Regions from separate parts of the Mus musculus genome. Here region 1 is linked to region 2. Evidence: chromatin loops called from intact Hi-C (ENCODE). Cell type or tissue: left cerebral cortex. All regions are shown on one strand. Each heading gives the region's core, and the rest is flanking DNA. Links, peaks and the distances in the headings are about the cores only.

Region 1 (5,373 bases), core at 241-5,240, 63 kb after region 2:
CACAGAAACCTATTCACAACATCCATAGCAGAAAACCTGGAGACAACCCAGATGTCCTTGAATGGTGCATGAATAAACAGATGGTGGTACACCCATACAGCAGAATGCTGGAATACAATACAATACAACCACCAAAGCAGCTATGGATTCATGCTGTGGCTTGACTAAACTGAGCAAGATGCTCTCTCTGGACACATAACTGATAAATCCAGCTATTCCAGAGGCTGAGGCAGGATTACACATTTAAGGCTGGCCTGGACTACGCAGTAAGTTCAAGGCCAGTCTGGGTATTGAGAGCCTGTCTTGAAATAGAAAGTAAAAACTAAGGCTGGGATGTAGCTCAGTGGTAGAGCCCTTGCCTACCATCTGAGAGGCCCTGGGTTCAGTCACCACTAACAAAAGTTACCAAGTGAAAAACCACCAGGGATTACACTTTTTATGATTCCAGCTGTGAAACCTTCGACCAGCTGTAGAAATGGGGAACCCCAAGATGTCCCCCAGGGTTACTGAGGAGAGAAAGGAAGGGGGCAGAGGGACACTTTTGCGGATATAGAAACTCCCTATGGTGACTTCAAGTTGCTAACGTTCAGGGTAGGAAAACATCAGGGACTCAGATTGACTCTGTGTCAGACCATCCACCCGCATGTGGATCTACAAACAGATTTATAAGTGTAAAGCCAAAAATTAGATACAAATTTGGGTATGGTGGCACTTGGGAGGCAGAAGAAGGCAGGTCAAGGCCAACCTGGTCTATACATCCAGTTCCAGGACTGCTAGAGAAATCCTGTGTCAAAAAAAAAGGAGGAGAAAGAGGAAGAGGAGGAGAAGAAGAAAGAAAGAAAGAAAGAAAGAAAGAAAGAAAGGAAGGAAGGAAGGAAGGAAGGAAGAAAGAAAGAAAGAAAGAAAGAAAGAAAGAAAGAAAGAAAGAAAGAAAGAAAGAAAAGGGAATTAGCACAGTGGGTAGAAGTAGATATTGAGTAAAAATTTTGAAAGAGAATGAAGTTTAGGAATCCCACTTAGAGATGATACTTCTAAATTTCATTATATTATTACAATTAATTTGCAGTTCAGGGGATTGAACCTAGAGAAGGTTCCTTCCTTCCTTCCTTCCTTCCTTCCTTCCTTCCTTCCTTCCCTCCCCCCTCCTCTCTCTCTCTCTTTCTTTTCTTCTTTCTTTCTTTCTTTCTTTCTTTCTTTCTTTCTTTCTTTCTTTCTTTCTTTCTTTCTTTTTGTTTCTTTCTTTCTCCCCCCCTCTCTTTTTCTTTCTTTCTTAAGTAGGATCTCACTAAGGCTGGCCTTGAACTCATCAGCTTCCTGCCTCAGCATGGGATTATAGACAAGTACTACTAGGCCAGGCTAAGAGGCCTCTTTTTGTTGAAACTCTCTTTTTTTCTCTGTGGCCATACAGCTTCTCTAGCAGTGTCCCAGGATGAAAGCAGTTCACTCTGAGGGCTTGAGAGCTGAGGACTTTATGAGCTGCTGTTTGAAGTAAAGCAGAGGGTCAAGTTTGGAAGCTGCATGGGAAGGTCAGGAGGTCATGGGAAGGTCAGGAGGTTCAGTTTAGCATCCAGGAAGAAGAAAGCCATTTCCTGTCCTATAGCCCCGTGGCTTCCACTTAACACACACTTTAGTGACAATCCTGGGACATTTTAAGCGGACAGAAAATGGCTCCTTTACTTTGCTGGACAAGGCTGAGTCTCTAGTGTTCCGGCAGAGGGGGTGGGGAGGTAGGGTTGGGAGGATACGGGGCAGGGGATATACATGCGTGGGTACTGGGTTCTTGATTCCTTCATGCATTAGGCTAATCTCTCACAGAGTGCAGCTGAGTGTGCGATTGGGGAAGTGGGGCAGGTACTGAGCAGGACTGGATGGTAGCAAAGTGTATGTCTAGCAGGGTACTGACTCTTGATGTTGGGAGGTGAGGTTCAAGGACTGGGAGTTGATATAGGGTTCAGCCTCCAGCAGATGCAAGACCACGTGGGTTTGAGTTTTAGAGCTCAGGGAGGAGCTGGTGCGACTGAGGTGGGTACTAGAAGTGAGCAGAGGGCTAGACTGCCAGGCGGAAATTTCTGTCCTAGTAATAAGACTTTGGCAGGACTCCGGGACGAGGCGTGGCTCCGAGAAGGGGCGTGGCACGATGCCAGGGATGGGCGGGGGCGTGGCGGTGGGGCGTGGCGCGGCGCCAGGGCGGCGCGGGGCGTGGCCTCAAGGGGCGTGGCGTCGCGGATCAGCAGAACCAGCTACCTCCCGAGTCTCCTCTGGATCCGGAGCTGGCGGCTGCGCTTCACTTCTAGCTTACAACCAGAGCCGCGCGCCGCCACCCTACCTTCCCCTCCCGGCCGCGCCGAGACGCGGGCATGAGCCCGCCCCGCGTCCCGCGGAGCCAGCGCCCCGGCCCGGGCCTCGGCGCCTAGGTAAATAGGGGAATACGAAGCGCGGGGGGGGGGGGGGATCCCTAGGCCTCACCGAGACGTGAGACTCCCGCAACTCTCATCCTGGGGCGCCTGTGGTCACCTCCGGAGCCCGCGGGCTCTCCCAGCTATGGGAGCGTCCTACTTTAAGGAAGGAGGACTCAGACGCGCCTCTCGAAGCCAGCGAGACCCTGAAACTCCCTGAGCCGTCCTCAACCAGCTCCCATCTCTAGGAAGCGCAGGTGTGAGTCTTACCTCACCTGTATTCCCCATGTAACCCATCAGAGAAACCCAGATCCCCGGTTCCCTGAGCCTCTTCCCGGAAGCAGCCTTCCTCGCCTTCCTGCTCCCCAAATTCCAAGAGACACTTTCCTTTTACTGCCTATCCGACCTGCAAGTGGCATTCCTATTCATTGCAGTCCTCCGGGCTAGCAGCCTCCTGCCTTAAAACCTTTCTCCTCTGGCTCTGGGAGTCTGTACACATTCTTTTGGAGACAGCTATCTGTCACAGCATAAGGACCGGAGTGGAGCCTTGGGCAGTCGGGAGTTCTGTGCAATCTGCCTGCGTGGAGCGGTGGGAGCAAAACAATTGCCAGACACTTGGATGGAGGGCTTTGATAAGACAGGGCAGCCAGGGGCCAGGTGTCAGCTCCAGCACATTCCAACAGCCTCCAGGGGCTGCGCTTCCTGCACATTCTTTGAGGGCCCTTTTCGGAGAAATGCAGGCTGCTGTGTAGGTATCCCAGGTAGGTCCCAGGAGCTGTGTCCCTCTCGCTCTGCTGCTAGTCTCTGTGCCTGGGTGCTGGGTATTCCTGGGCAGGGCACCAGGCTGGATGTGACCTCATCCAACAACCCCAGCCAAGGTGGGGCCCCTAGCCAGGCTCAGACAGTGTCAGCAGCAGCACAAGTCCCCTGAGGCAGCTTTGAACAAACTGTGGATCACGGACCCGGCTGGTTCTCCTGGACTTTGCTGGTCTTGCCAGTTGGCACCGAGATGTGGAGAAGTGGGAGCCCGCTGCCGCTTACACTCTCTGGAAGCAGAGCTGATAATGGTGTTGAAAGGATGGGGACAATGCTAGATATAATTAGTGTCCCTCCCTAGATTGGCATCCACTCTGTCCTTTATCAGTGTCCTGGTCACTGGGATGGAGCTATAGCTAGATAGAAGGGGCTTGGGAACTGTCATTGTAGGTGTCCCTACATGGCCAAGTGACAGATGAAGGAACCGGGAACATCAAATCTCATAGTGACATGTGACAGACTGAAACACTGGATGTTGAGAGACAGCTAATTAGCAAGGCCAGGGTGTCAGGAGGGCCTGAAGGAGGAGGCAGATTTTCAGCGGAGCTCCAAATGAGGCAGTGGAATATACTTGAGACCATGGGAGGGAGTTTAGTTAGAGGCAGGAAAAAGCAAGCGCAGTGAACTTTACTGAGAAGGCTTTATGTACTGAGAGGTGGCAGGGTACCAGGGGAGAACAGACAGCAGTGGTATGAGGCATTGGACCACATTGCTGGGGACCATGAGTGTTCAGATGTCCTGACCCCCCCATGTTCGCTCTGCCTGGTTCAGTACTTGTGGCTGGCTCTCCTTGGACCAAACCTTCTGGGGCTTAGGGATCTATGGAAGCGCCCCCTGCTGGTCGCAGACAGCAACCACACAGGGATGGGGCAGTTGGTAGTTAAGGTGGAGACAACCCACCTGCAATCAAATCTCTGCTGTGAAGTGAAAACAGACCGAGGACGGTGAGATAGTGTCCAGGTAGGGCTGATTTGCAGCCCTGATAAGATCAGATCTGTCAAGGGTGGGGCAGCCTGGCCAGGCAGGACTCAGGCTCTGTGGTGTTTGTTCTCGAGCCAAGGCCTCCAGGCAGGGTTCTGGGAGGGAGCATTTAGTGCAGCCTATGGGGCAGGTGGGTAGGGAGGGCTCTAGAACGCCTCCTGTATCCTCCCTACAGGATGCTGCCCTGGCTGGGAAGGGCAGCAGTGTGTGTTGTCCAGTTTTGCTGTTTGTGGTAGCTTGGACTAAGGCAGCTACTATCCCTCCAGGAATAGCCATCCACATTGATACTACTAGGATAGAGGAGAGGTGGGTGGGAGGCTTAACCCTAAAACCATGAGAATGGCTACTGGAAACCCATCTCGCCCATTTAGTATACAGTACTCAAAGACTTCATGTCCAAAGCTGAGGGTGCCACACATTTGGAGGGATCTGTCCCTCTGTGAGAGACTAGTAGTGGCCATGGATAGGTAGGGTTTTTTTTTTTTTTTTCCTGCCCTTACTTATTGGCTGTTGAGCCTTCGAGGGGGGGCTTGGGGCAGATTGGGGATTACTTTCTGTTTAAAATCTTGTACTAAGTCTTGGTAGGGGGTGCAGGTAAGGCATGGGTCCCTGTTGCCTGTTAAATCCATGGATCTTTCTCTCTCTCTCTTTTTTAAAAAGATTTATTTATTTATTTTATGTAAGTGAGTACACTGTAACTGACAGATGGTTGTGAGCCTTCTTGTGGCTGTTGGGAATTGAATTTAGGACCTCTGCTCACTCCTGTTGGCCCCGCTCCGCTCACTCTGGTCAATTCCACTTGCTCAGTCTCTGCTTGCTCCGGCCCAAAGATTTATTTATTTATTATATGTAAGTACACTGTAGCTGACTTCAGACACACCAGAAGAGGGCTTCAGATCTCATTACAGGTGATTGTGAGCCACCATGTGGTTGCTGGGATTTGAACTCAGGACCTTCGGAAGAACAGTCAGTGCTCTTACCCACTGAGCCATCTTACCAGCCCTGGATCCCTCTCTTGATGCTCTCTCTTTCCAACCCTCTTTGCACTCCATTTTGGGACTGGGTCAGTATTTGCGTCTACAACCTAACTGGGAACTTGAATGAGACCAGAGAAGGCAGGTCTTGGGCTGTCCCATAGACGTTACTTTTCAGTGATTCTAGTGTTGGGTGTTCTTGGGAA
Region 2 (5,373 bases), core at 162-5,161:
CAGGATTAGCATGGCCCCCAAGACCTTCAGGAGGCCAAGTGCACCTGAGCCTTGGGACCAGCTCTTGTCCCTGTCTGGTCTTGATGTCCCATCAATCATAACTTGCCAGATAGTTCAAATATATGCCACAGCTCCTCTGCCCAGCTTCCCATCAGCCACCACGGCAGGATCACCTGTCACCTCTGCCCACTCCTCTCAACCAGGATGCCTTCAGCCTCAAATCTGACCCAACTGAACCTCCTCCCCTCCTCCTGCTGCTTCACGTCCTCCACGCCAACCTGAGCAACATTCTAGTGGATGGCTAGCCTGGGCTCTTGCTCTAGAAGATTCCTCTTCTAGCCTACACCCACCATTGTCATCATCTCAATCCCACCTTTGTGCAGAGGTAATCTTTGACCTTTGACCCACCTAGACCTGAGCTGTGTGTGAAGCACCACCCATGGATTGGCGGTAGGTGTTCTAGCATTTAAGAATGGTGGAGCGGATGAGCAGGTGGGAAATCCCACAGAGGGTACTGAACTTGAGGTCCCCCTGGACCCTGACCTCTCTAGGACATCTTCAGGACAGGTGCTCAGGTCAGAGACCACACCCCATGGCCAACGTAGGTCGCCCCAGGCAATCCTCGTGGTAGGCCAGCAGCAGGCACCTAATCATCTCCATTCTACAGTTAGGGAAACTGAGGTTTCTGCTCAGGAGCACATCCTGGTTAGCGGCAAAGGTAGGACTTGAAGCCCCTTGGTCTGGACACTGAGTCTGGATTCCTGTCACAGTCATGTATTTAGATCCCCCTGACTCCATCCTGGGGCCCTGACACTGGACTCACAGTGTTGCTGAACATCATTTATGGCCAGCAGTGAGCACCCTTTGTTTTTGCTGCTACAGAATATTCTAGCATGAAGGCTCTACCTCTGCTCACTACTTTAGCACCTCTGCTGCTGCATGACCGGACTGTATCTAAGGGGTGCTTTTTAAAATGTCATTTCAGTTTAAGGATGCAGACAGATAAAAGGTGGGTAGATGGGTAAATAGATGATTGATAGATAGATAGATAGATAGATAGATAGATGCATACATACATACATACATACATACATACATGAATAAATGGATGGATAAACACACAGACAGACACATATGTATGTAATACATACATAGATGGATAGATAGATAGATAGATAGATAGATGAATACACACATAGATAGATAGATGAGTAGCTAGATACACAGATTAATAGATGATAGATAGATAGATAGATAGATAGATAGATAGATAGATAGGTGCGTGGATGAATGGATAGATGATACATAGATACATAGAGTTAGTTCTATGGGCTTTTAATGGAAGATAAAAGTCACCAAAGCAGGATCATAATCTGAAGGACAGAAAGGGATGACACAGGGAAGCTGGTTGTAGTACAAAGGTTTCCGAACTCCTGGTGGCAGCCAGGAGCTAGAGATGGGCAATGTCCTGGGGGACCACCCTGAAGCTGCTGGTGGGCTGAGTCCCAGCTCTTAGTTGACAGCCTGGGACCTCATGGATGAGTTCGTGAGCTGTCCGTGCCTCAATGGCCCTATGAGGCTGGCAGAGAGGCTGAACCCTCACTGTGACCATTGAACATATACTCATCCACCGAGCCTACCCCACAAACCATCAGCCATTCTGAGCTGCCAGGGAGAGCCACAGAGGTGGGATGCTCAACTCTCCAGATAGCTTCATGAGGGTCTCACTAATTACTTTATTTATTGTTTGTATGTGTGTGGTGTGTGGAGGCATGTGTGCCAGGGCATGCACAGATGTGGTCAGAAGACAGCTTTTGGGAGTTGGTTCTCTCCTCCCACCATAAGTTCTGGGAATAAAACTTGGCTTGGGAGCTTTCTGCCTTTACCCACAGTGTCTCTCTCTCTCTCTCTCTCTCTCTCTCTCTCTCTCTCTCTCTCTCTCACACACACACACACACACACACACACACACACACACACACACACACCTGTCCATGGTTCTTTTTACACTACAATATTGCACCCAGCTGTTAGAAGTGTTCTGTAATGATAAGCCTGATGTCCTTGGATATAGAAAGCCACAGTAGAGTTTGTCTCTACCTCTGCTGACTCCCTGCAGGCCCTGAAGAGGCTAAACTCATCCCCCATAACATTCACCTCCCCTGAGTCTCACACCAGCTGCATGGGAGCTGGGATGCTGGCAATGTCTTGTGTTCTGTACAAGGAAGGGAGAGCTAAGCTGAGCCTGCAGCTAAACAAGATAGATAGATAGATAGATAGATAGATAGATAGATAGATAGATAGATAGATACATACATACATACATACATATATATATATACATACATGCATACATACATAGGTAGATATATAGATGGATAGATAGATAGATAGATAGATAGATAGATGGATGGATGGATGGATGGATGGATGGATGGATGGATGGATGTAAAGATAGGTGGGTGGCCTGAAGACACAGTAATCAATCAGGTACCAACCAAACTAAGTAGCTCTGGGACCTGCACTGGATGAAACCACAGGACCAACCCATTTGGCCATGTGATATACAGCCAAATGTTGCAAGGAGGCCCTCCTAACTGGTCCTAGAGACTCAGCAAGTATTGGTGTCCACTCTATGGCCTCCTAGTCAGTCAGCACAGAGCAGGTCTCCATGGCTGCAGAGGCCTCAGGGACACAGAAAGGGTGGCAGAACCCTGTGGAATCCCCCCCCCCATCAAAACCATGACCGCCTCTTTGCCCCTCAGCCATCAATCACTTCACCATAGAGGACCTCATGGCCCTCCTACCTCACCAGGCACTCACATGGACACATTCTGGAAGCCTGTGCCATTTTCCTGGCTTTTGGAGAGTGAGGTCACACAGGGTCCATACACTGAGCTCTTGATCATCAGAAGCAGCAGCACCAAGAGGGCTGGAAACCCTGAGGGGTGAGACAAAGACTCAGGAGGCCCCAAGACAACCCGGCTCTGATCCTCTGATCCTGTCTGGGCCTGGTGACAGAGGAGGGGTGCACGCTGTGCTGCTGAGCTGCAGCTCCAAACAACTTCCAGCCTCAGAGTCAGGACGTTTGTCTCAGAAGAGGCTCCCCTCTAAGGTGTTAATGAGATGCCAGGCTGAGTGGCAGCCGAGGTGGTGGTGGTGGTGGTAATGGTGACCTGAGATGTGGTAAGGAGCTAACAGGAGGTGGCATTGGTTGGGAAACTTGAAAGGAAATGGAGATGGGCTGAAGCAGTGATGGAGGGGTCTGTGATGGTGCTGATGTGGTAAAGATGGTGCGGAGAGGATGGTGGGATGTAGTGAAGGTGAGGAAGGTGATGGGGATGGTTGAGATGGGGTGGGTAGAAATGGGAGTAAAGCAGTCATGGGTAGCAGAGGGGGGACACGATGGTGGTGATAGTGGGGACAGGGGACTTGGGGCAATGGCAGTGTTGAAAGCTGAAGTAGTAGACATGACCATGACGGCAGAAGCAATGATGGTGCTGGGGGTGGAGGTGATGCGGGAGCCAATGTCATTGATGGAGATGGAGTTAGAAATGGTCATCGTGAAAGGCAGGAGGACTTGGGGTCAGCACCTTGTACCCTGGAAGTTCCAGAGACCAGTGAGATAGGTGTCCCTTACCCCAGCCCAGCATGCAGAGCTTGAGCAAGTATCGGCGAATGTAGGCGTTGTAGACACGCCCCAGGAAAAGGTAGAGGTTGAAGCCTTCGATGGCCATCCAGGTAAGGCTGCTGAGCAGTGCGTAGTGTAGGACAGCAGCCAGCACCTTGCAGACGGGCCTGGGCATGGTGGGCAGGGTCATCTGGGAGCTCAGAAGGAAGGTGACGTTCAGGAGCAGAACAGAGCCATTCAGGTTCATGTGGATACGTGTGGTGGAATCGCTTTGCTTCCTGTGGGTAGGACATCACCCAGATAGTACCATGGCCCGGCTCACAACGATGGGGAAACTGAGGCAAATGGGAAGGGACCTAATGGCTGCCACAGTGTTAGTCTGGCTTACTTCTGGCGGCCTATTCCTCAGAGTCACACCCACCTGCCCGGGGCGTGGAAGCAGACACTGGGGCAAGAGGGAAGACCCAGATCAGCAGTGGGGCAAGGCAATGAGCATACAAAACGTTACCTGGACTGAGCGTACAGCAGTATGGTGAGCAGCGAGGCCACGATGGAGATGCTGCAACCCACAAAGGAGATGTACTCAAGAGGCACCTGCAGCTCAGCGGGCACGGGGTCTCCAGAGAGCTGCTACAGGGCAAAAAGAGCTGAGAGCCTGAGGCATAGAAATGTCCAGCTCTCTCTGAGCTCTGCCGGAGAAGCCTCCCAGACCTCAGCCCCAGGCCTGCAGCCCAGCCCAGTACTGCCTTGAATGAAGCTGTAGCCTGCATCATGGTCTTTGCCACCTATAACTGCTATCCTTGTCCCTCCCCGAAAGCGCTCTTGAGCCATTCTATGTACAACAGCTGGGGAACGGCTTCTTTCACTGCATGGACAGGTGTGCCAACCCTGGTGTGTCTGGGGCCTTCCTCCTGCCACCTACAGTGACTGACTCAAGAGCCTCTTCCCAGATTTGATCCCAAGACGGAGGCTGGGGCAGGGAGGCTCTTGGAATCCACTGGTCTGTTAGGCAGCTAAGGCATGAGCCTGCAGATGCTGGCCGCTGCATCATTATTCCCCTGAGCATCCTTAGCTGAGGGCCAAGCCAGGATGGAGCAAGCATAGTCAAGGGCTAGAGATGGAATCCTGACTTAGTGTGATTTAGCACCTGGATCAAGCCATGCCTAAAGCCTAGACAAACTTTTAAAGGAATGCAAGTCCCTACGTTTATTTATGTGACTTAAGCCTAAAAGGCTTGGGCTTACTGGATTATGCTGTCCTTAGCCTTGAGTCTGTACCACATATCAGCCCCCCCCCCGCACTTCTCATCCCCCTCCCTCAAGGTGAATGCCCCCATACCATAAGCACAGCGAAGTAGGTGAGATGGTTGCAATGGCAGAGAACCTGGGTGGCTGAGGGCTGCTCTGTATAACAGCCCTCAGGGCTCCAGGCCCCCCAGCTGCTCTTGCTGGCTCCCTCCTTCCAGAAAACACAGGATACTGTATACCCTTCCTGAAATGAAATGTGGGTGTCAGTCCAAGGGTGCTAGACAAGATCTTATATTAGGGGCTGGGAGACTGGGGCCCAAGAGAGAGTCAACTACACCACTGTCAACATTTTGTGGAGTCTGGCTGGGCTTTGACAATCTCAGATGCCAGCCCTGCCTTCACCACAAATCCTCAGTGTCCTGGACGAGTGGGCACTCTTCTCCAAGCCTTGGTTTATTCATCTGCAAAATGGACCATACATATCCAAGTCCCGAA

What was found. A loop is a pair of places that touch in the nucleus more often than their neighbours do. Peaks named below come from ENCODE experiments on the same cell type or tissue, not always from the same donor. Only the 100,000 strongest peaks of a DNase experiment are listed, where the experiment ranks them.
Region 1: a loop joins it to region 2, with 5 times the contacts of the local background. A loop is called at or near these places in 1 of 42 quality-filtered maps.

Annotation. Positions count from the first base shown.
Region 1 is chr8:94,873,172-94,878,544 of GRCm38, reverse strand. It overlaps Dok4 (docking protein 4), which reads left to right and starts at 2,233. Exons shown (of 9, transcript NM_053246.3): 1 at 2,233-2,414. In left cerebral cortex, for the core only: a CTCF peak has its summit at 4,055 (motif pointing left); DNase peaks (open chromatin) are centred at 2,199 and 4,033; H3K4me3 peaks cover 1,564 bases.
Region 2 is chr8:94,936,109-94,941,481 of GRCm38, reverse strand. It overlaps Adgrg5 (adhesion G protein-coupled receptor G5), which reads right to left. Exons shown (of 12, transcript NM_001145972.1): 7 at 4,970-5,122; 8 at 4,140-4,261; 9 at 3,641-3,909; 10 at 2,824-2,941. Among named protein-coding and RNA genes, the nearest start is that of Adgrg5, 15 kb to the right of the region's middle. In left cerebral cortex, for the core only: no CTCF peak of the experiment used is centred there; no DNase peak of the experiment used is centred there.